Linked DNA regions of Mus musculus: regions 1 and 2 are each linked to region 3. A link is a loop called in an ENCODE intact Hi-C map of the cell type or tissue named here. Cell type or tissue: heart. All regions are shown on one strand. Region 1 overlaps Ndufv3 (NADH:ubiquinone oxidoreductase core subunit V3). Region 2 holds the start of Ndufv3 (NADH:ubiquinone oxidoreductase core subunit V3). Region 3 holds the start of Hsf2bp (heat shock transcription factor 2 binding protein).

Region 1 (8,000 bases), 510 kb after region 3:
TGTGTGTGTGTGTGTTATACGTACTTGTTAGTATAGGTATTTACACGTGTGTGTGTAAGCCCAATGATGCTTATTTAATATGTACGCGCATATAATGTATATGTATGTATGTGGATATGCACATGCCATGGCCATGAATTGAAGTAAGAGGGTAACATGTGCGAATCAGTTCTATCCTATGTGGTGGGCCCTGGGGCTTGAATTCAAGTAATCAGGCTTAGCCGCAAGTGCCTCTCTGTTCACTGGGGCTCTCCCATGTCAGCATGAGCATGAGGTTGGAGAGACCATGGCCTGGACTGGCTTTCAAGATGGTGGTTGAACTATGGCTGTCTTGGGCTTCAACTTCACCACCCACTTCTTGAGCATGGCAGTATCCTGATCATTGCTGGTGCCGGCTTCATCCTTCTTCCATATCCCATTCGGCACCAAGACTAGCAGGAGCTTTAAGTGTCTTTTACTGTGTAAGTCTTCACCCAGAGGGGGGACAGAATCTCAAACCTTCACATGCTCACATGCCCTTTTTTTTTTTTTTTCCGAGACAGGGTCTCTCTGTATAGCCCTGGCTGTCCTGGAACTCACTTTGTAGACCAGGCTGGCCTCGAACTCAGAAATCCGCCTGCCTCTGCCTCCCGTGTGCCACCACCGCCTGGCTTCGTTCACATGCCCTTTCTAGACCCTTTCCACCTCTGCCACACTGCTGCCTACCACCATAGTTGGGGGAAGGGGAGTGAGAATATCAATCAAATTATAGAGTGTTTTTTTTTTTCCACTTTCAACAAAATACAGGAGTGAGTTAAGTTCTCCCAGAGGCCAGAGGTTTGGACTAGCCTCAAATTGTGTCCACAGCTTCTGACAGTCCAAATGCTAGCTAGCTCAGCACCTGGGCACATGCTAAGGCCTTGAGGACCCCTTTCTAGGATTCCCATTATCAATCTCGTGGTGGTCTGTCTTTGCCTCTTTCCCACAGACTGCTTCTTTAATCTGCCCTCTACCATCCTGCGGGTCCCTGCAAGGGTTCCCCATAGACTGTCCCCCTACCCTGCATCCGTCCCACCTCCCTACGTACCCATGAACTCCAGGAAGGTGCAGTGTCCTTATTTGGATGATGCAAGGCCACAGTACTAACAGCCAATTAGGCATTTAAACTAAGGCTCCTGCCACGTCTCTGAGGCGACAATCACTTTCCCTAGCTATTGGGAACCCTTACTCTCCACCCACACACAGCAACATTCTTTTTTTTTTGTTTTTAAAGATTTATTTATTTATTATATGTAAGTACACTGTAGCTGTCTTCAGACACACCAGAAGAGGGAGTCAGATCTTGTTACGGATGGTTGTGAGCCACCATGTGGTTGCTGGAATTTGAACTCTGGACCTTCGGAAGAGCAGTCGGGTGCTCTTACCCACTGAGCCATCTCACCAGCCCAGGAACATTCTTGAGTAAAAGATTTTCCAAATGTACTGACTGATAGTCACCTGACCCTCTGCAAAGTCCCAGGTAGAGTTCAAATGTGTGTCATGTTTGCTAGCCAATAGATTTAAAGGTCAATATGCTTACCCAATAAGCTTGAACTGTAACCTTGCTGATGTAACCTGTGCCCCTAAAAAGTATAAAAACTGTTTGTAATAGCCATTCAGGGTCACCTTCTTGTCACTCGCCTTGAGGGACTGATTGAGGTTGACCCCATGCGCCGGAAAATAAACCTCTTGCTTTTGCATAGATCTGCGTCTTGGTGTCTCATTTGGGGGCATCTCGAAGTGAAGTACCACCGACCGAGGGTGGGGGTCTTACGAGTGTACCTCCTATCCCCAGTTTCTCTCCACACACATTTTTTTTTAAACAAAAACGTGTTTAAACGTCTCAATCATTCGATTTTACCAATTAAGACTCAGGAGCCAGACGCTTAGGTAGCTAGCTCAGAGAGGCAGAGAAAGCACCCAGCTGACCATCTTCCTCTGTCCCAGAAGGCATGTCCCTTTCCCACACCAACTCAAAAAGCCTTTCAAACTGAACGACTTCCTGTGAGTTTCTCTATCTGTCCTCCTGACTTCCTTAGTCTCTATGGTACTTTTCTTACTAATCCTATGCTCACTTCCTGTCAGCTGCTTGTTTGCTCCGCCTCTTGGCCTATGGTTGACTTTATTTATTCCTGCTCCCAGTATTCAAGCAGAAAGCTCTTGGATTAAAGGTGTGTGTTAAGGCTGAGCCACAGCACAACTAAAAGCAGGTTTTCCCAGTAAATCTCAGGGTCCACAGTGTGATCAAATATCCTGCAATTTTTGTGTCATGTTTAAATCAGTGTAACGCCTTCCCCGGCTCACTGGGGCTGTGGCTCAGACCTGGCAGAAACTGCTGCCGACCAGTATGAGGCTGAGTGAGCCCGACTTTGCTTTGTTTCTCTTTTTACGGATCCCTCTGGCTGGCTGTAGACTGGCAAGTTAAGAGGGGTGTGGTACACAGCCGTCCCTAAGTGTGCTCTGAAATAGAACGTTCCCTCTGGCCTTGTTAGGGATGATGAGGTTAAACATCTCCCGGAGCTACGGACTCTAACCTGGAAGAATCTGTGACCACTTCACTGTGGCCACTGGGGGATGCCACAGAACCACGTAGACTATACGAGTAATCAGGGTGTCGCTAAGTCATTCTCTGGGAGGTGCGAGGGGAAATAACCACATAGTGAGCTTTGTGACTCTGCCTTTTATTCTCACAGGCAAGGATTCATGGGAACCAACATCGGGGTCTACCCTGAGCTGAGCTCAGTGCCGAGGTGACTCTCGTCCTGAAGACGGCTGTGGCAGCCTGAATTTGGAGAGGTCCAGGTTCAGGTCCAGGAAGGTGTATGTGTTGTAGTCATGGTGCTGCAGGTTCTTGTAGGTGGTGGTGTCAGTCGGCTCGGGCTCTGTGGAGAAAGGTGACAAGACAGCTGTCAGACACACAAATCTGTCTGGGGCGCTTAGGAAGCAGAAGTCTCCACACTACCAGTTTATAGTGTGTGAGCTTTCTAACTAGCAGACAGGAGACCTTGAGAGCCCTGCATCTTCAAGGGCAATGTAAAAGAGTCACCTGAAGTGCATGCCGAACCTTATGGCTGAGCAGAATCACAAAGCACACGGAGGCAGTGCCATTGTAAAAACGCTAACCTTTCCCGAGATTGTGGCACAGGCCTGCCAGGAGACTCTCTGCTTTTTGTTGTTGTTGTTAATAAGATGGCAGAGTCTAACCTCTCAGATAGGGGACAGGACAAGGCTGCTTCGTTTCTTATACAGGATCGGAGCACCTTGCCCGTCCTTTTTGTATTTTTAAGCCCTGGGTTCACACTGTGCATTTGGAAGGATCTGGAATTACAGATGGACACAGGAGAGAAATCACATTCTTTTGGATGTCTGTCTGTGATAGAAATAAGCATGTGCAGATATGAGAAAAACCTGAGTGTTACAATATTGGTGAAAATGGGCACACAAACCCAGAAAGAGCTGTAGCTTTGCCATTTTAACTTTTTGAAAATTGTTACCTTCCAAACCATAGGAAAAAAAATAGTAATTTCTCCTTTTATCTTAAATGAGAAAAAATTAAATCTATGTACCTAAGTAATTGAAAATCTTAAAACTCAAAGCATGGGACTAAAGCAAAAGGACGGGCTCTTCTGCAACTCAAATGCAACAAGGCAGGAGACAAGCAATGCAGCGTAGCCGCAAGGCAAGTCTGTGCGGATATCTTCCTGGATCCCTGGGAATCGTGAGGCTTCCTGCCTCAGTTCTACTCACACTGCACGACACAGAAACAAACACCCCACCAACTTAAATACATGGTTCGCTATTCCAAATCCAAAAGCTGTTTCTCTTCATTTAATTTCAAGAAAGGAAGGAAGGAAGGAAGGAAGGAAGGAAGGCAGGCAAGCAAGCAGGAAGGACAAAAGGATGGCATCTTCTCTTCCTCGGTGAGCTGACAATCTTCAGTGTGTGGAAGGTATACCTTCAAAGCCACGGAGTACACAGTTATGGCAGGGCCGGTGAAAACTGATGGGAGCTGGGTGGGTTATAAACTCTATCAATAAGAGCCCACCTGTAAGCAAGGAGCTTTGGGCATGGACACTTTGTGAGCCTCAGCTGCCAGCAAAGAGGGCTAGGGATGGAGGGGAGGCAAGTTTTTGTTTCTGCAGTGTTGGAAACTGAGCCCAGGACCTTACTCACTGGTTAAGCCCCATATTAAGCTACATCGGCAGCCCTGTGAGTTAACCTAGAAATCCCCATGCCTGTGCTTCCGTGCTAGGTTTAAGATCTCTAGTTGAGATCAGGTCTGAAAACTGGAACGGGGTCGGAAAGGCAGGTCCCGAGGTCTTAGAAGTCAGGCGTGCACTGGTACATGGTTAACTAGTGAAGGAGGAGAAATGTTAAAGGAAGAAAACATAAATGCTGTAAACATCCCGGAAGAGCGATAGTTAGCACACCATGGTGATGCAAATTAGGTGAGGAGGGGGCGTGGCTGGGAATGACTCGCAGGTGCAGGAAGGCCTCGTTAGCGGCGATGCTGCCATCTTAAGGAGGACTCGGGAACTTCGGATTTTAAATCAAAGAATTCCTGCTTTCTTTTTCTTTTCTTTTTTCTTTTTCTTTTTCTTTTTTGAGACAGGGTTTCTCTATATAGCCCTGGCTGTCCTGGAACTCGCTCTGTAGATCAGGCTAGTCTCGAACTCAGAAATCCACCTGCCTCTGCCTCCCAAGTGCTGGGATTAAAGGTGTGCGCCACCACCGCCCGGCGAGAATTGCTGTTCTTTAGGGAGCTGCTCAGAGAGGTGTCACACATGTGCAAAACCACTTAGTACGATAGGAGTATAGTACCCCTTGAAAAGCCCCTCATTGGAAACTCACAGTAGACGATTATACAGCCCATTGTGCTGGGAAAAGCCCGCAGATGCTGTCCATGGTTACCTGTCTGGTTTGTTATTGTTGTTTTTAAAAAAGATTTATGTATATGAGTACACCATTGCTCTCTTCAGACACACCAGAAGAAGGTATCAGACCCCATTGCAGATGGTTGTGAACTACCATGTGGTTGCTGGGAATTGAACTCTGGAAGATCAGTCAGTGCTTTTAACCACTGAGCCATCTCTCCAGCCTGGTTGCCTGCCTGTTAACACTCCTTCAGTTCACTAAGGTACGGGTCTAGTTCAGTCCACCCGAGGGCTATCACTGCCGTGTGACTGCTGCTCCTGACTTTTGAGAGCACCACAAGATTTGTGCTGCTTTCCACTCAGCTGAGTATTGGGCAAGTTCATGAGCTACATGCGTGGATATCCTCCAAGGTTATGCGTGGTGATTCTAGACTGTCAGTTTTCATAAATTATGCCATCTAAGAAATAGTTAAATGAGGCCAAGTGGTACATGAGAGATGCCAGCACCTGGGAGTCGGAGGCAGGGGGATCAGGATCACAACGCCAGTGTTAGCTACATAGCGAGTTTGAAAACAGCCTGCGCTACCAGAGACACTGTCCAAAAAAAGAAAAAGAAAAAAAAAATACTCCTTTCTAAATACACAGAAACTCAAGAGGGTCTTTAGGATCTATACACCCTAAAGGACAAGGAGAGTCTGAACCAAGGCAAGGTGTACCCTGTGTGTCGGCCGGGGCTTCCTGGGGTAGGACTGCATCAGTGGGTGGGGCTTCGACTGCCACCTGGAACCTCCCCTCCAGATGTGGTCTGGCACTCTCTTCAACAGTATCTTTCTCCTGAACAGGAAGTGTCTTCGAATAGCTCACTGGTTTCTGATCTTCCAAGACCTCCTGGACCTGGGAGCCTCCTTCTGGCACCTGCTTCTCTGCGCTTTCTTTTCTGAGCAGGGGAGAAGAGGTCTTCCATCCGGGCTCTGGCACTTTTGGTTCCGGATATCTAGCTCCCTTCCTGGGGGCAACGGCTGGCGGATGTTCTGCACTGGCCTCTTGTATTTGCGTTGTGGGCACTGGCCCACTAGTGGGCTGTGTGGGTACTCTGACTTTCCCGTGGCTGGGTAAGATTCCTTCAGCTTCACATGGCTTTGCGCTTTCCTTTCCTGTCTTGTCTGGTCTCGGTTTCCCCCGTTGGTGTTCTTCCTTCACGTTTTGCTCCAACATCTCACTGGACTGTGGCCTGGATGTCACGGGCTTGGACCTGGCTTCTTTGCTGTCTTCTACAGGCTTGGTCCATTTCTTCTTAGGCTGCAGGGTCTTCTCTGGGTAGGTGACATCTGTGGGTGGCTTTTGGACCTTGGCCTTCTCTTTTGCAGAAACTGTGATTTTAGGGGCTCCAGTCGTCAAGGGCCGGGAGGCCTCCGGTTTGGAAGACCCTGCCTTGCCTTTGCTTGCCACTCGGGGAGCACGGTCTGAGTCATGTTCCTCCCCATCAGAATCTGAATCTGAGGAGCTGGATGAGGAAGATGAAGATGAATCGTTTGTCACTTTCTGCACGTGCCCCTGAGCCTTTGAGTCAGAACCCCGTGCTTGGGGTGGAGGCATAACTTTCTGAGGAAACGCTACCAAAGTCTTTCTTGACAAATGCTTCGGAAGCCCTTCATCTGTGGGCAGCAGGCTGCCGCCAGGGTGCGGGCCTGCCACAGCCCCACCTGTGTTCTCCACTGATGGGTAAGAACTGGGTGGAGGTGAGTTTTTGGACAGTGCCGCTGCTGTGTGCGCGGTTAGGAGCTTGCCCCTCTCCTCTGCTCCCACATCTGGGAAACGGCATAAAGAGGAACATTTGTTATTTAAAGAACAACTCAAAGCCACAGACATTTCATTGCGTACCAGCATGTTGTGTTATAACGCTGTCAAGGTAACACAGGTTCCGGGAACCTCCCCGTGCGCCGGGACAGCATTAGGAGTGAGCAGACTTGCCTCTGAGTGCAACCTTCAAGGAGGGACTTTCTCACCAACAAGAGCCGTAACTGACTCCATTTCTCACACGCATTGCTTCCCAGAGGACATCTTAAATGACCCCACTCAGATTTACATCAGGCCAACTCTAATGCAGACGGCAGATGCTTTCCCTTGGCTACGCAGGTTTTACAGGTGTATGGTGTCTTGAAGCGCTAACACCACTGGAATATTAACAAGTTCAGGGTTTGCCCTTCCTGAGCAAAGCATCAGAAGTCTAGACAAGAGTGCCTGGTGCATCCGGTGAGACGTGAGACAAGTCAGTAGGACGGAGGGAGTGGCAATAGCTTTTCTTGTAAAGCTGCCCTAAAAAGGAAGAAAAGCCCTCAAAAATCACAGGTCACGTGGGGACTTCTTCAGCCAAGAAAACAAGTTTTACAAAACCCAAAAGTCTAAAATAATTTAATACCACATATATCACTGGAGACAGATGTTAAACTGCAGAAACAACAACAGCAGAAAGCCCAACAGAATAAATTCTAACCAAAAAAAACCCTTACATTTCATAGTCATTTATGAAAGAGCGAAATAAAAAAAAAAAATCACGGTAGAGCTAATTTCGTTGAGTCTTCTCAGTTGTCAATCTTTCTTTATTTCTTTTTTTTTTTTTTTTTCGAGACAGGGTTTCTCTGTGCAGCCCTGGCTCTCCTGGAACTCACTCTGTAGACCAGGCTGGCCTCGAACTCAGAAATCCGCCTGCCTCTGCCTCCCGAGTGCTGGGATTAAAGGCGTGCGCCACCACGCCCGGCTCGTTGTCAATCTTTCTAACCATACAGATCAGAAGGAAAACACAGGACGAGTTGTAAATGGTTAATTACCATCTGAGCCGAAGTGGGACCAAACATTCTCCAGATGAGCAGATGTACAATCCTTAAGACAGGGGTACGTGCCGGGCAGTGGTGGCGCGCGTGGTTGCTTGGAATTGAACTCATGATCTCTGGAAGATCAGTCAGTGCTCTTAACCACTGAGCCATCTCTCCAGCCTCCCCCCCCCCCCCCCCCACTGTCTACACCACCACTGGTATTTCTCTGAGCTGGACTCTTGCAAATAGGAGATAGCCTGAGGGTTGGGGTGTGGTTACCCTGGCCAGGTGCTAG
Region 2 (8,000 bases), 520 kb after region 3:
CCCCCTCGCCCCACCCCACAGCACGCCAGAGGATTGGAGTTCAAGCCCAACCTATACTACATGACAGAATCTGGGGAAGAAGCAAAACAAAACAAAACAAAACAAAACAAACTGACAGAAAGCAACGTGCAAACTGCTCAGCCAGTATCTTATAGACCTGTACAATGTGCTCTGGTGACAGGATTCAACAAACAGCAAGGAAACCCAGGCATGTCTCCATGAAGGGCCTGTGGGAGCATCCTGGTACCAACATGGAGTGGCAGCTTTCCTGGGGAAGGAAGCTTGTGCTAAGATATTGGAGCCTCCAGAGTAGGACAGAAAATATTGCCCCGGAGGGTGGGTCCTAACCCACTCCCAGTGGCTGGGGATTAAGAGCAGATGTAGAGAGACCCAGGGGCTCCCAAAGCCACTCTAATTGAGATGGTTTCTAATCCTTGGCACTTCAAGGGAAAACACAGGCCCATATGTGGCTAAATTTAGGAGTGTGAGCTCGTACAGAAAGTATTTTACATTAGAATATACAAGTGTAATATGCACAGAACAACTTATTATTTCTGAAGACCATATTCTACCCTGAAGTAAAATGCCATTCACAAAGTGGATGAGCATGCACTTGGAGTGTGCGTGCACACACCACAGCTTCTACAGCCCCGTAGCACCCAGGGAGGTGGCAAAGCTGCAGGCTCAGATGGCTGCAGAGGGCCAGGAGCTTCCTGGGAATCCAAGGCTAACTCCCGGGCCAGGTCACCCTTCGAAAACCTTCCCAGGATGACAGCACTTCTATCCACACAGACCCCTGTTCTTATATAGTAGGCTCTTGGGTCCTAAAACCCATGTAGTCTACAATCATGTGTCTAGAAGATAAGATTTGGGCTGGAGAGATGGCTCAGCGGTTGAGAGCACTGACTGCTCTTCCAAAGGTCCTGAGTTTGATTCCCAGCAACCTCATGGTAGCTCACAACCATCTGTAATGGGAATCCAATGCCCTCTTTGGGTGTGTCTGAAAACAGCTACAGTGTACGCATATACATAAAATAAATCTTAAAAAAAAAAAAAAAGCACCGGGTGTGGTGGCGCACGCCTTTAATCCCAGCACTCGGGAGGCAGACGCAGGTGGATTTCTGAGTTCGAGGCCAGCCTGATCTACAGAGTGAGTTCCAGGACAGCCAGGGCTACACAGAGAAACCCTGTCTCAAGAAAAAAAAAGAAAAAGAAAAACCAAAATAAATAAATAAATAAAATAAAGTCTATGCCATATATGGTACACAACTTAGTTACATTCGTAAAAATGAAGGCCTCTTTCCTTGCTTCCTTCTTCTTCTTCTTTTTTTAAAAGATTTAATTTATTTTATGTATATGATGAGTACACTGTTGCTGTCTTCAGACACACCAGAAGAGGGCATCAGATCCCACTACTGATGATTGTGAGCCATTATGTGATTGCTGGGATTTGAAGACAACTGCAATGTACTCATATACATAAAATGAATAAATAAATCTTAAAAAAAAAAAAAAACTTAAATTCAATGGACCCAATACACAAACCATAAAAAACAAGCAAGGCATAGGAAATAAAATTATCCTCAGAGGAGAAGCATTAAAAATGCACTGCATTTCATCTTGCCTGGCATGAGGCCATCCTACGCTGGCATTCAGAGAGAGGAACAAGTGACAGAAATCAAAATGATTTTGAAGAGAGCTGGACACCAGCTGGGTCCTAGCTGCGTGCAGCACAGGAGAAGTGCTCGTTCCTAATTCCCTCCCCGAGGTCATGATGGCCCCCAAATGGTGAGGGGGCACACCAGGAAAACTTCACCAGAGTCTTGGGGAGTCAGGAAAAACCAAAAACCAGGGACGGGAAGGTAGGGTGGGGTCTCCCTATTTCACGATAAATAGCGTGTGTTCCTGAGGGCCTTGGAAATGCCAGCGCCCTTCTGTTCTCCCTGCTGGGTTGGCCATTTAGGAAGCACTACTCCATATCTAGAGCTAACATAGAGTCAAAGCCTTTGTATTACCAGTGAGGTCCAATCTTCCATCTCACTGTGAGCTGAAGTCTTAGGTTATGCGTCTGGCCCACCTCACTTCATGCTACTGACTTTTCGTTCTTTGCCTCCCCCACACCCCCGAGATCATATTTAACATCTCACCTTTGAGCACACTTTGTGTCTTGGGATGTAGCTCTTTCTCCTTTGCACTCTTCTCTGACTCTGTAGACAGCCTCACTACAGAAACCAGTTCTCCCGGGAACACCCTTGCCTCCAGGAGCACAGCCTGGGGAGAGCAGACAAGCAAAGATACTCACTTCGATAACAGCCATTACAATGTATTATATATTCATATTCACATGGCACACTTATTACAATGGTCATAACATATGGGAATTATGAATGCTCTGACAAATACCCCAAAAGCTGCAAGAAAAATATACCCCAAGTTCCAGGAAAATCACTATTAGCATCTGGGTAAATGAAAACAACTTTATTTCCCTAATCTTTGCAGAAATTTCCCAAAATAGGCACTTGGAAAGTTTTTATTAAAAATAAAGACTTTGCCAGCTTCGTTATACAAAGCTTCAGGATATCTTGGAGAAGAGCCTGGTTCTATGTTCTGCAGAAACCTGGGGCTCAGGGGTTGGGAGGATGGGAGACAGATGCTTCTGAGAAAAGCTCTTGCTGTCACGTGTCCTGCAAAGCCTCAGTTAGACAGACCTGTGTTGGGGGGAGGGGGGGAGCCTGTGTTAGCATGGGGGAGGGGGGAGGGAAGTGCTGGCCTCTGGATGGCAGCCATCATGCCGGCTGTAACACTCAGGCCTGGATCCTGGATGCAAGGCCCAGTTGGCTCTCAGCCCAAGACTCCTGGGTCTTAATACAGGGCAGCCAGTTTACTCTACTGGCTATTTTGTTACTTTACAAAATACTATGTTTCTTTTTGCAAAATTATCTCCCTACAGTTAGTAAAGTTGCAGAAACACTATCTACTAGTAAATAGGATGTAGATAATTGCTTCAGAAGTGTTACAATTTGAGAAGAATCTTATTGTAATTCAGCCGGCAACCGCTAAGGTATGTGTTAGATCCTAGGATGCTTCATGCTAGGGAGGGGGTTGGGGGGTGGAGCAAAAGAACCGGAAAACTTCTATTTATACTGATGATTCTCCGTGTGTGTACAAATTATGTGTACCGATACACGCTGGAAAAAAATCGCTGGGAGCAATATACCTGAAGGAATAATTAAACAGTGCCCATTTGACGACGGGAGCCCTCTGTCACCTGTATTTTATATTGCTGTGAGCATTTCCTGCTTTGGGGCCAGTTCAATGACAGCTCTTGACAAGCAAGCGCAGGGCCCTAGGTTCCATCCACCGAACCCAACCCAAACAAAACCCAATACTAGTTTTGCAGAGAAAGCCAGGTTTCGTTTTAAAAACAGCCTCAGTGACTCGGTTTCACTCCTGCAGAGAAAACCCTTCTGTCCGGGTCAGGTGAGCACAGGCCCTAGGACCCCTCTCCGCACCGGGCCCACGGGTGCAGTTAAGGGTCAGGCTAAGGGCCCGGTATGTCCCGCCCGTTAGCCCTTTACCTTCAGCGCCCGGATCCGTCCTCCCCGCAGGAGGAGAGAGACCGCCATGGCACAAATGCCAAGAGCGGAGGTCGCACTTAGGTACGTGACCTACTTGTGCACACGCACCACCCCAGGCTCCGCCCCGCGTCCACGTTCACCAATCGCACACCATGGTGGACCCAAGCGTTTGCGCGCGCATTCTGGGAGGGCTCCTTAAGGCCACGCCCCTAACTGAGTCCACCAATTCCGGGTTCGGGAAAGCGTGGGGTCCTCCCCTGGGTAGATCCCGCTGAAAGTCCCGCCCCTCCGATTTGGGCCTGCCCACCTTGCCCTGATCTCGCCCTTAACTCTGGTCTGTAACCTACCAAAATTGCACAGCTAGAATCATGTCCTTTGCGTTTCTGGTTCGACTTGAGAGACTTCTGTGTTTGGTGAGATCTTTGTGAGTTTGTTGTTTCTTGGAGATACAACTCGGTGGTAGTGCGCTTGCCCAGTAGGGGCGTGGTCTTGAACAAACAAACCAGAAGCTGGGCATGGAGGTGCCCACCTACCATACCAGCAGTAGGGCTAGTTCAAAGACAGCCTGCTCTTTTACAGAGTAACTGTAAAGATTGTTTGTAATCAATAGATAAACTTGGGGCTAGAGAGATGGCTCAGCGATTAAGAGCACTGACAGCTCTTCCAGAGGTCATGAGCTCAAATCCCAGCAACCACATAGTGGCTCATAACCCTCTATAGTGAGATCTGATGCCCTCTTCTGGTGTCTGAAAATAGCTACAGTATACTTATATATAACAATTAAGTGTGGGGGGGGGGGAGGAGAAAGAAAAGTACCTGTCATTTGTCCCTATTATACACACACACACACACACACACACACACACACATATATATATATATACTCACACACATGCACACCCAACTTCACCAGTTGAGGACCAAGCCTTTAACACACAAAGCTTTTTGGAGAACCATATCTAAGGCACAGCTGTGTTACAGTATGTGTTATTGGAATTCCTCTTCCCACTGATTGATTGGTGGCCCCTCGCACACGTTTGCCCAGTGCACAGTAAGTATTTCACATAGATGGTTATGTCTATACCTCCAATTTTCCACCAAGGAAAATTCAATGTCAGTGAAAGGATTCAGAACAATGAAATGAATTACTGAGAAGAAAAAAAAATATTAGAGCTGTTAATGCTGTGTCCAGGCTGTCAGGGGGACAATGGCATGACGGGAGCTCCAAGGAGTGTTCAGGCTCCAGAGACAGAGTGCATTGCAGGCCTCTGAAGACTGGAGACAGCCCATGTGAGAGCATCTTCTAGATCTGAGAATGGGAAAGGTTTCTGTGACATGAGATTGCTACGGACACTGTGGGCTGAGAAGAAGCTCGATCTACCACACAAATAATTGTCCTTCTTCACCTACTCTTGTCTCCAGGGGACACTTGCATGCTTTAGAGGTGAGTAAATAATACTGAGGGGAACGGGTACCACCTGTCCTTTGTGGGACTGGAGTTGGAGCTGTAAAACCATAGGACTCAAAACCTCCACTTCTCACAGCCGACCAGTTTAGACGCTGGAGGAACTGGGAGATGCAAGAACAAATGCAAGGGAAAGACTACTCAGTGGGAGAGCTGTATGCATTTGCCCTCCGAGGGCTCATGAGCTGGAAGTTCTTGGTCTCCAGGGTGATGGTGAAGGACTAGAAGCAATAAGAGGTGGGGCTGTGGGAAGTAATCCATTATTATGGGTGTAGTAAGAGGTGGAGCCCATGGAAAGTAATTCCTCACTATGGGTACAGCTCTTGGAAGGGACTAATATAGCTACTATGGGAACCTGGTAATTCTCATAAGAAGTGTGTGATGTTTTGAGGGTGATTGCCTTGGTTGATTTGGAGGGTTTTGTTTTGTTTTGTTTTGTTTTGTTTTTAAGACAAAGTCTCCCTATGTAGCCTAGGCTGTCCTTGAACTTACTCTCCTTAGGAATCTGTCTTTCCCTCCTTCCTCTTTTGTTTCTTTGTTTCTTTTCTTTTAAAGATGTATTTATTTTATGTATGTGAGTACACTGTCCCTGTCTTCAGAAGAGAACATCAGATCCCGTTACAGATGGTTGTGAGCCACCATGTGGTTGCTGGGAATTGAACTCAGGACCTCTGGAAGAGCAGATGGTGCTCTTTACCTCTAAGCCATCTCAGCCATCTCTCCAGTCTTCTCTTCTCTTCTCTTCTCTTCTCTTCTCTTCTCTTCTCTTCTCTTCTCTTCTCTTCTCTTCTCTTCTTTCTTCTTTCTCTTCTCTTCTCTTCTCTTCTCTTCTCTTCTCTCTCTCTCTCTCCCTCTCTCTCTCTCTCTTTCAAGACAGGGTTTCTCTGTGTAGCCCTGGCTGTCCTGGAATTCTCTGTAGACCAACCATGGCCTCAAACTCAACAGAGATCCAAACGCCTCTGCCTCTCTGTGCTGGGAACAAAGATGTGCACAACCACCACTCAACCCATTATTTTCCTTACGTGCTGCTCAACCACAGCTATGTTGTTATAGCCTCAGCAAATGGACCAATACACACAGAGTGTGACCCCAAGCCAGGCTGATAGAGGAGGGGTTCTGTAGGTGGGGGGGGGTACCAAGGGGAGGAAGAGATAGAGTGTGGAGGGGACATGATTGCAATGTGGTTGTTTCCGTTGAGTTGGGCATGGCCAGTGCTACTTGGAATCAGAGCAGATGTAAGTTCCCACAGAAGGTCCTCACAAGATTTGAACCGTTAGCATTTCCTCCTAGAGGGAACATGAGGCTCTCGAGGCCTTCCTCAAGATTATATAAGAAGTAAGCAATTTATTAGGGGTGGAAGTCCTGAGTCTGGCAGCTCTTTGTGAATCCTCCATGGTGGGATGGGAATCCTTGGTGGTATGGCTGCCTTGGCGCAGAGGGCTTCCCACTATCTGCCTCCAAGTCAGTCTTGCTCCTGTAAACAGCCAAAAATAAATTCATTGGTTCCCCAAACAAAACTTGGATGTGTGAAGGAGAATTCCATTGGAAGATGCTATTGCTGTGTAGGCAGAAGCTGACTGATGGTTCAACTGCAGTGGTGTGAGGAGGTGGGAATGTTGCCACTCCAGAGCCTGATTACAGTTTAACTGGAGCTAGCTTTAGTTCCCTAAATAGCCTTATACCACTCTGTGTGGGACCTAACATACTGACAAATTGATAAAAACCTTGGAATGTATTAGCTTAACCAGACCTCCTTTTCCCCCAATCAAAGCGTTAAGAGTTGTCAGACAGTGGGGCAGTGGTGGTGCATGCCTTTAGTCCCAACATTTGGGAGGCAGAGGCAGGTGAATTTCTAAGTTCAAGGCCAGCCTGGGCTACAGAGTGAGTTCCAGGACAGCCAGAGCTACACAGAAAAACCCTATCTTGAAAGACCAAACCAAACCAAACCAAACCAAACCAAACCAAAAAGCGATAGCACTAGACAGCATCTCAGACCTACAGTTGAGATTTCTCCTCAGCACAATACTGTAACTGCCATTTAATATTTCCACCAGTGTGTTTAAGAGGTGCCTTGGACCCTGGGTTGTGAGTCCTCTTTGTTCTGTGACTATTAAAACTTCATGGAACCTCTTCCACGTTGGAACACGAAACCTGTGCTCTTAGGATATGGCCGTGCAGAATAAACTATCTCTTATTTCCTTTGAGGTGGAAGTTGTAGTTGTTTGTTTAGGTTTTTTTCAAGATAGGGTCTCTCTGTGTAGTGCTGGCTGTCCTGGAATTTGCTCTGTACATCAGGCTAGCCTCGAACTCACAGACATCCATCCACCTGCCTCTACCTCCTGAGTTTTGGGAGTAGAGGTGTACAACTGCCTGACTTATTTTTAAGGCAGTCTCACCATGCAACTCTGACTGTCCTTTGAACTCACAGAGATCTGCCTGCCTCTGCCCTTTGTGCTAAGATTGAATGTGTGTGCCACCACACCCGTTTATGATTTAGTTAGTTTTATTTTCTGTGTATGGGTGTGTTGCCCAAATGTCTGACTGCACACCATGTGTACGCAGTACCTGCCAAGCTCAAAAGAGGGTGACAGATCTCCTGGAACTGGAGTCTTAGACAGTTGTGAGCTGCCATCTGGATCCTGGGAATTGTCCCCTGATTTCTCTGAAAGAGCCGCTAATGCTCTTAACCCCTGGGCTATCTTTCTAGCCTTCAAGACTGAATTTTTTTTTAAAAAAAGATTTATTTATTTATTTATTTTATTATACCTAGGTACACTGTGAGCCACTCTTCAGGCACCTTTTCTTCTCTTTCCGGCCCCACTCACTCAGGCCCCACTTGCTCTGGCTCAAAGATTTATTTATTTAAGTATACTGTAGCTGTTTTCAGACACCCCAGAAGAGGCCATCAGATCTCATTACTGATGGTTGTGAGCCACCATGTGGTTGCTGGGATTTGA
Region 3 (8,000 bases):
CAGTATTTCCTTCACTAGCTCTCCAGCTAATTTTCTGGGACAGATTATTTTATCAATATGGCCACACCAGGATTACACCTGGCTTTTATAGGTAAACACCTGAACTCAGGTCCTCACGGTCCCATGACAAGCATATTACTGATGGAGCCATTTTCCTAGTCTCTGCAGTTATTTTTTGTTTATTTTATGCATATTTTACTTGCATGCATGTACACCATGTGTGTCTGTGGTAACTGTAGACTGCAGAGGTTAGAAGAGGGTGTCAGGCTCTTTTTCCTCTCTCTTTCTTCTCTCCCCCCTCTTTCTCTCTTTTTCTTCTTCTCTGTCCTTCTACCTGCTTCGCCACCCCTCTATCTCTGCACAATAAACCCCTCCCATTAAAAAAAAAAAAAAAAGGAAAGAAAAAGAAAAAGAAAAGGGTGTCAGATACCTAGGAACTGGAGATGGTTGTGAGCCACCAAACAGGTTCAAGAACAAATGTTCTAACCTGCTGAGCCATCTTTTCAGTCCCTGTACAGTTATTTTATTTTTTGAAGGCCTACGATATTCCACAAAGTGTCCATGATGATGAATGGGGGAACAAGATAAATCATCAGCAAGGACCCTGGGGTACTGGCATGAGCCAATGGCTTCAGGTCCTTGTGTCCTGGGCCTGTTCCAGGGGGTCAGAGAAGCATGATCTCTGGCTGCCTCCGGTCCAGGTGTACTGTACCTGTTTGCTTTTGTCTCCTGAAGGCTCTCCTAAGGCTCCACGCTTTTACCCATGGCTAAGGAGACAAACGGAAGCCTTACAGAGAAAGGGTTCAAACCAGAGTTCAGAAACAGTTATCTGTACATAGCTGGGGACAAGGTCATTCATTCTTAGTATAGGTAGTAGAGACCAGCCCTGGCTCCAGGAAATCCTGTCTCCAAACAAATAGCCCTTCCTCCCCCCATGTATCTAAGCACTATAAAAGGGCCACATAGTTTATAATTCAAGAGGTACCAGGGAGATAGTAAAGGAGGATTTCTCTCAGAAGTGATTCTTTGTAGAACAAGCCTGAATGCAAGGGGGAGGAGGTGAGAAAAGTGTGCCTGCTGTGCTGGGCCTAAGAGTTTAACTGACTACTGAGGAATTAGAAGAGCAGGTGAGGACACCACAGCGTCTGACAGGACTGTGGCCTTCAGGGGAAGCAGCAGTAAGATGAGATTTGCTTTAGGAAAATGACCTGGGCCATTTGTGGAGGGCAGTTTAAAGAGGCACAATGGAAGCCCTGGATGAAAGCCTTTAACCCCAGCACTCAGGAGATAGAGGAAGGCGAATCTCTGAGAGTTTGAGACCAGCTTGAGAACAGCCAGGGCTATAACACAAGAGAAATCCTGTATCAAAAACCAAAACCAACCAACCAAACAAACCAGGCAGTGATGGCTCACAACTTTAATCCTAGCACTTCGCAGGCTATCTCTCTGAGTTCGAGGTCAGCCTGGTCTACAGAGTGAGTTCTTGGACAGCCAGGGCTACACAGTAAGACCCTGTCTGCGGGGTGGGGGTAGGGACCGAAACAAACAAAAGGCACAAGGGAGTTAAGGGAATGGATGGGCCAGACAAATAGGTAAAATAAAGGAACTTCCAGTTAAGACAGAGTAATTCAAGTTATTGAGAAGGCAGGACAGAGGGACAATGTGTGCATGTGATGAAGAGTCAGGGCAATGTGGTGAGAAATGGAAGAAGCAGCAGGAGAGAACAGGTGTTTGGAGGGGAGAGTGGAGTAAACTGAATTTCTGGGGCAATCCTTAACAGAAATGTTATGGGGGAGAGGGGGTCCGGGTGGGAAGCTAGCTGCCAAGGTGGCTCAGTGGGCAACAAATAGCTTGCTTGGTAAGCCTCACTACCTGAGTTTCACCTCTGGATTCCACGGTGGAAACAGGTAACTTTTGGAACTCAACTTCCTCATGAGTGTGCCTATAAGCACACACATACATACATACACACACACACACACACACACACACACACACACACACACACAAATGGTTAAGAAAAAAACCTAGTCTTTACACCTTTATCAGATTTCTCTTCCTTTCTGGGAGACAAGGTCTTGCTTGCTCTGTGGCCCTGGCTGTCCTCTGCCTTCCAATGCTGGAATGAATGGTATGTGCTCTCACCTGTGGCAGATTTCAATCAAAAACCATTTAAAAAAATTTAATTGAGGTCTATGAGATTTGCTTGCTTCTATGTATGCACACCACGTGCATGCCCGATGTTAGCAGAGGTGAGAGGAGGTGACTCCTTTCCAGGAAAGGGTTGAGCTGCCACGTGGGTTCTGAGACTTGAACCGCTGAGCAATCTCTCCGCGCCCCCCCCCCCCCCGCCTTCAAATTTAAGTAGATTTAGCAACATGTAACTCAAACTTCAGCCAACTGGCTGCAACCTGAAACCCCCACAGTAGGCTGCAGTCTAGACTTTACGCATTCACTCAAGGAGTTACAGAACCTATTCTGGATCACTTAAATAAATCCCTGCAATGCATTCCACGGCAGCTAAAACACAAACGAAAAAGCCAGTGATGTGGCCACACTGCCCCCAGGTTCAATTTTATTTCAACATGCCTTGCGCGCCAACTTAGATTTCTCTGGCTTGGGGCACACTTAGCTCTTTCTTGCGTCTGCCTGGCCAGCTTCCTCTTGTCAAAATCTCAGCAGAGCACAGGAGGCTCCTTTAGAGGGACTTTCTCCTGCACTTTTCCACACTACCGGTATACATTCCCGCATTCACCCATACTCCACTCCATCGCCACGAGGTCCTGCCACCACATTGCCAGAGTTCCTCTCAGGGCAACTAACGCACTCCAGCGTCTACAGACACTATCCAAGGGAGGCAAAGAGAAACACAAACGAGCCTCGGTGAACTGGGCCAGTGGTGAGCTTGGACTCAGGGCCAGGAGCTCCGCCACACAGCCCGTAGCACCCGCACCCGCGCCCAATGGCGCTACCCTCGCCGCACGAAGCGGCGCGGACCCAGGCCCGCACCTGTGTCGCTCTGCGTCCTGGCGCTGAGATACTGCCGCAGCTTCCTCACGGCGCGGTCGCGGACGCCCTTCTCACTGGAGGCCAGCCGCTGGGCGAACTGGAACTCGGAAGACTGCATGGCGAGAGCCATCGCACTCGCTTCAGCATCCCCAGGCTGCGCGCGTGCCGCTCGCCGCCAAGCGATCCGGACTGCGTCTGCGTATGGGCTGCGGCGCGCGGGTGATGGCGTCACCGGTGCGCCGCTCGCCGCGCGCCCAGGGAGCCCGCGTGGCCCCTGTGCGGGTAGACGCCGTAGCAACGCTGCTTGAAGTGCGTCCTGAGAGTGGCCCAGGTTCAGGGCGATTGACAGGGCGGTTAGTTGGAGGTCAGGTCTCCTCCAGCAGAACGCCTACGGCTGGTTTGATGCAGTTTTAGAGTCTAAGCACAGCTAACAAAGGTCTATCGGGGAAGCGGCGATCCTGCTACTACCTCCATTCACTCGGCGGGCTTCCCTGGACAGACTTGAGACCCAGGAGGAAGGCCGTCATCCAGGCAGCCCAAGGCTGACGACAGCACAGGGGCAGCCCCCACAACCAACCCCCCGCCCCGTTTCCGCCAAGATAGTGCCTTGAGTTTTGATGTAGCATTATAGAGGGGGTGGCCAACCTCCCAATGTCCTGGGACAAGTGCAAAGGTGGAGAGGAGACCCTTGCAGCTTTTTAGGGCAGGTGTGAGATTTGTAGAGGAGCGAGAACAACCCATCCCTGCAGCATCAGGGGCACTTACAGAGGTGTGGTGTAGTGAGCAATCCTTTTTTGCAGGGTCCTAGGATAGATCTAGGGGTGTGTAGTGGCAAGACAGCAAGCCTTCCGCCGCATCTTGAGACAGGTGCAGGCTTGTTGAATGGGGAATCAGCAAATCCACACACACGACGTCTGGGTGAGATGCAGGGATGTCTATTGTAGAGGGAAATTTTGAGGATCTAACTTGACTCTGTAAGTCCTGCATTCAAAACACACAGTTCTAAGCAGTGGGTAGTGAGATTTTCAAACACCAGGACCAAAAATGCAAGCTGGGGAGCAAATGTTTTTTTGTTGTTGTTGTCGTTGTTTGTTTGTTTTGACTCACATTCCATATTACTGTTCGCCATGGAAGGAAGCCAGGACCAGACCTCACCCAGGACAGGACCCTGGAGGCAGGAGCTGATGCAGAGGCCATGGAGGGTGCTCCTTACCGCCGTGCTCTTTGCAGTTTGCTCAGCCTGTTTTGTTTTTGTTTGTTTGTTTTTTTTTTCGAGACAGGGTTTCTCTGTATAACCCTGGCTGTCCTGGAACTCACTTTGTAGGCCAGGCTGACCTCGAACTCAGAAATCCGAACCCAGGACCACCAGTCCAGGGATGGCCCCGCCCATAATAGGTGGGGTCCTCCCCATCAGTCACTAAGACAATGCCTTACAGGCCTGCTACAATCTGATTTTATAGAGACATTTTCTTTACTGAGGTTCCCTCCTCCCATGACTTTAGCTCGTGTCAAGTTGACATAAACCAGCACAAGCGGGAACATACTAAACCAACATAAAAGAAGGCTTTTAACAATTGTGCAAACTTTAGGGACATCTAAAACTCTACGTTATCAAACATGAGAATTATTAGATTAGTATATTCTTCCAAGCTTTGGTGATTTAATTTTGATTTTTTTTTTTTTACCCCCATGTAGCCCAGCCTAGATTTTCCCATGCTATGTAGCAAGTTTGTCTTGAACTCCAGCTTCCGCCACCCAAGTGCTGGCACAGAAGCACTTGGGGCCAAGGGACGATGAGGTTTTCCCTGCGCGGTTTCTCACAGTGTATAGGTTTGGTTGTAGCATCTTCTCTCTAAACAGGGAAGGACGGATTCTGCTTGACTCTCAGGCCTCACTTTGCAGGTAACAAGTCTGAAACGCAACTGAAGTAGGAAAGCTACAGTAGAATCCAGGTCCATCTCATCCCTGGACCCAGAAAGCGAGAGTGAAGAGCAAATCGTCGAGATTTGAACCTTGTGGCTTTCCGTATCGTGGGGCATCTTAAGATTCCCGCGTTTTTGTGTGTGCGTGTTAGCGAGCTCTGCGCAGGCGCACGAAGCTGAGGCAGCGGCTATGGCCGCAACCGTGGGCGACGGGTCCGGTACTGAGGAGGCCTGCCGGGTCAGTGGGTGCCCTACATATGGGAGCTGCTGCTGATTACTCCCCTCAGGGCGGATCCAGTGCCTGAGGAGATGTCCCTGTAGCCCTGAGGGGACCTGGCCAGGAGCTGCGCGAGGGTGGGCCAGGGCCGGAGACAAGAGGCACAGTTCCAAATCATCTGCGGATGCCTCAGGTTAAAAAGTGGTAGCCCAGGCCTTAGGCCTTGAGGCTCCGGGGAGCCGGAGCTGAGAACTCACTTATCTGGGTTCTGCCCCTGATGCCCCTTCATGAGAGGGCCTGGTTAATGCCTACTTCCGGTAGGATGCCATTGTATGATGGTGTGAATGTTAGGGGTCAGCAAAAGCCAAATGCGGCCGCAGGGATCCCACCCGAGCGGTTCAGCCTGGGGCGCATTAACTTGCAGGCATTTTCTTTTGGCTTTTAGGAATATGAGTTCGGTTTTTCCCCTTACGTATTTCCATTCCCTCCTCCACCATATTTGTTCTTACTGAATCAGTCTTGACATGTTGCTCAGGCTGGCCTCCAACGCTTGGGCAAAGCCATATTTCACCCTCAGTCTCTTGAGAAGCTAGGACTGTGGGTGTGAATCATCACCCTTGTCCCCGTCATCATGGCCCTCTGTATATAAAGCCCATGTGTACACACACATCTATATCCATATATGTGTAACAGGAGGGACATTAGGTGCCAAGAGTGGTGGAAGAGACTGTAACCCAGCACTATGGAGGCAGAGGCCTACACACTGCTTAGTCTACATAGTTCCAGAACAACCAAAGCTACGCAGTGAGACCCTCTCAAAAACCAAATAAAAACCTTAACACACACACACACACACACACACACACACACAGGTACGTATGTAAACACATTTGTGAGGCAATTATGAATGTAAGAGGCATGAAAGAAAAACACATTTGTGAGGCAATTATGAATGTAAGAGGCATGAAAGAAAAGGGAGCAAGTCGATTTGGGATGCTAGTTCTAGTCATCTGAAGAGAAATACTACAATGCTAAGATCTACTTGTTCTTTTAGAACATGGAATCTAAAGAAGAATTTGTTAAAGTCAGAAAGAAGGACCTGGAACGGCTGACGACGGAAGTGATGCAAATACGGGACTTCTTACCCAGAATACTAAATGGGGAGTTACTGGAAAGTTTCCAGAAATTAAAGATGGTAGAAAAAAGTGAGTCTTACCTCATGCATGCCACTTGTCTTTGGGTGGGCAGGGGAGTTGAGCGAAGTTCAGGATTGCTAGGACTTGTCTATCCAGATGTTTGACATTTGAGCAACATACCAGATATGAGTCTGGAACCCTGTTAAATTTTTTGGGAGGTATTTGGAGCTTTTGTCAGCACTTTACCAATTGGGACTGGATTGCAATGACATCAGCTTTTGGTGGGTAAGGCTAATTTTTCAAGTTACATCTGACTGCCAGCTCTCATAGTGTGGCTTTATAGTGTACACCTTAAAAACCCAAGTAATGGTTAGAGCTGTAAGTCCAAATAAGGAAGTATCTTTTTTTCCCCCATTTATTTATTTATTTATTTATCCACTTTATATCCTGATTGCAGCCCCTCCCCCATACCAGTGTGTGTGTCATGTCATCCTGAAAGTGTTGTCTTCTACCCCTCTCCCCTCCCCCACCAAGAAAGTATCTTGACTCAAAAATATAGGTATCTGAGCCAGACTTGATGGTGCATGCCTGTAATCCAGTACTTAAGTGGTGGAGGTATAAGGATCAGGAGTTGAGGATCATTCACACCTACATACTGAGTTCAAGCCTAGCCTGAGATTCAAGAAACAAGCAGTATGGTGATCTACTTGGAAGCAGGCTGTGGGGTAGGGGTGGTGTAGGGGGTAGGGTGGGGGTTGGGGGCTAGATTGCCTAAATAGCAAGCTAGAAGGGATCAGAATATGGGTTTCTAGTTTGTGCATATGGACTTGGCCAGTTAGCCAGCCCTATTCAGTTAGAAGGGTGAAGAAGCAGTTAGAAGTTTGTGAAGTTCACAACTGTCTGGAACTCCAATTCCAGGGGATCCATTATCCTCACACAGACATGCATGCAGGCAAAATGCCAATGCATGTGAACCTAGGAATAAAAAATAAAGGATGGCTGGGCGTGGTGGCGCATGCCTTTAATCCCAGCACTTGGGAGGCAGAGGCAGGCGGATTTCTGAGTTCGAGCCCAGCCTGGTCTACAGAGTGATTTCCAGGACAGCCAGGGCTACACAGAGTAACCCTGTCTCGAAAAATAAGCAAACAAACAAAAATAAAGGATGAACGATTATGGTTACAGGGAACCCTGCCCCATTCTTTCAGGAGTCTTCTCATTAATTTCTATTAACTTCTGTCTTGTACTGTGCTCTGGGAGAGCAACCCCCTACAGACTGGAGTTGGCAGGGCTGACCAAAGAAGGCCTCTCTGAGCAAAGAGAGAGGGAGTAGGTGGGAGGGCCGCCAGCCTGCCCTCTGCCCCACTTGTTAGTCCAGGGGCTGGGTTGCATTCTTCCACAACAAGTGCCCCTCCCAGTGGCTTCTTCCATAGTCTACCTCTTACTGGGCTCCAATAACGCGGTGCTCTCCCTGAGAGCGAGCGACAGAGCTGTCGCAATTCCCTGGCTGTGTCACCATTCTTTGTGGGGGCCTTACTCCTCCTGCTGCCGGTTATTGACTTCTTAACTGCCTCATTCTAATCTCATGCTCAACTGGCAAATTTTGAGAGCAATTAGTGTCTGTGCATTTATTTCCAGAAAAGGAAAATGCTGCCTGGTAACAGAGTGCATTAGCCTGCTGGTTGATTGTTTCACTGTAAAGCCATGAACTAGTGGTCG

What was found. Peaks named below come from ENCODE experiments on the same cell type or tissue, not always from the same donor. Only the 100,000 strongest peaks of a DNase experiment are listed, where the experiment ranks them.
Region 1: a loop joins it to region 3, with 2.3 times the contacts of the local background. A loop is called at or near these places in 13 of 42 quality-filtered maps.
Region 2: a loop joins it to region 3, with 2.2 times the contacts of the local background. A loop is called at or near these places in 11 of 42 quality-filtered maps.

What each region holds. Positions count from the first base shown.
Region 1 is chr17:31,526,010-31,534,009 of GRCm38, reverse strand. It overlaps Ndufv3 (NADH:ubiquinone oxidoreductase core subunit V3), which reads right to left. Exons shown (of 4, transcript NM_030087.2): 3 at 5,609-6,700; 4 at 2,684-2,900. The coding sequence ends at 2,758. Among named protein-coding and RNA genes, the nearest start is that of Ndufv3, 9.9 kb to the right of the region's middle. In heart, a CTCF peak has its summit at 4,529; no DNase peak of the experiment used is centred here.
Region 2 is chr17:31,515,840-31,523,839 of GRCm38, reverse strand. It overlaps Ndufv3 (NADH:ubiquinone oxidoreductase core subunit V3), which reads right to left and starts at 3,725. Exons shown (of 4, transcript NM_030087.2): 1 at 3,579-3,725; 2 at 2,148-2,271. The coding sequence starts at 3,626. It also overlaps a transcript of Wdr4 not described here. In heart, CTCF peaks have their summits at 1,395 (motif pointing right) and 3,040; DNase peaks (open chromatin) are centred at 2,819 and 3,759; H3K4me3 peaks cover 2,016 bases; H3K27ac peaks cover 1,579 bases.
Region 3 is chr17:32,031,614-32,039,613 of GRCm38, reverse strand. It overlaps Hsf2bp (heat shock transcription factor 2 binding protein), which reads left to right and starts at 5,106. Exons shown (of 8, transcript NM_028902.1): 1 at 5,106-5,169; 2 at 6,203-6,353. The coding sequence starts at 5,122. Rrp1b (ribosomal RNA processing 1 homolog B (S. cerevisiae)) reads right to left here and starts at 3,452. Exons shown (of 16, transcript NM_028244.2): 1 at 3,010-3,452. The coding sequence starts at 3,139. In heart, no CTCF peak of the experiment used is centred here; a DNase peak (open chromatin) is centred at 3,263; H3K4me3 peaks cover 2,618 bases; H3K27ac peaks cover 2,247 bases.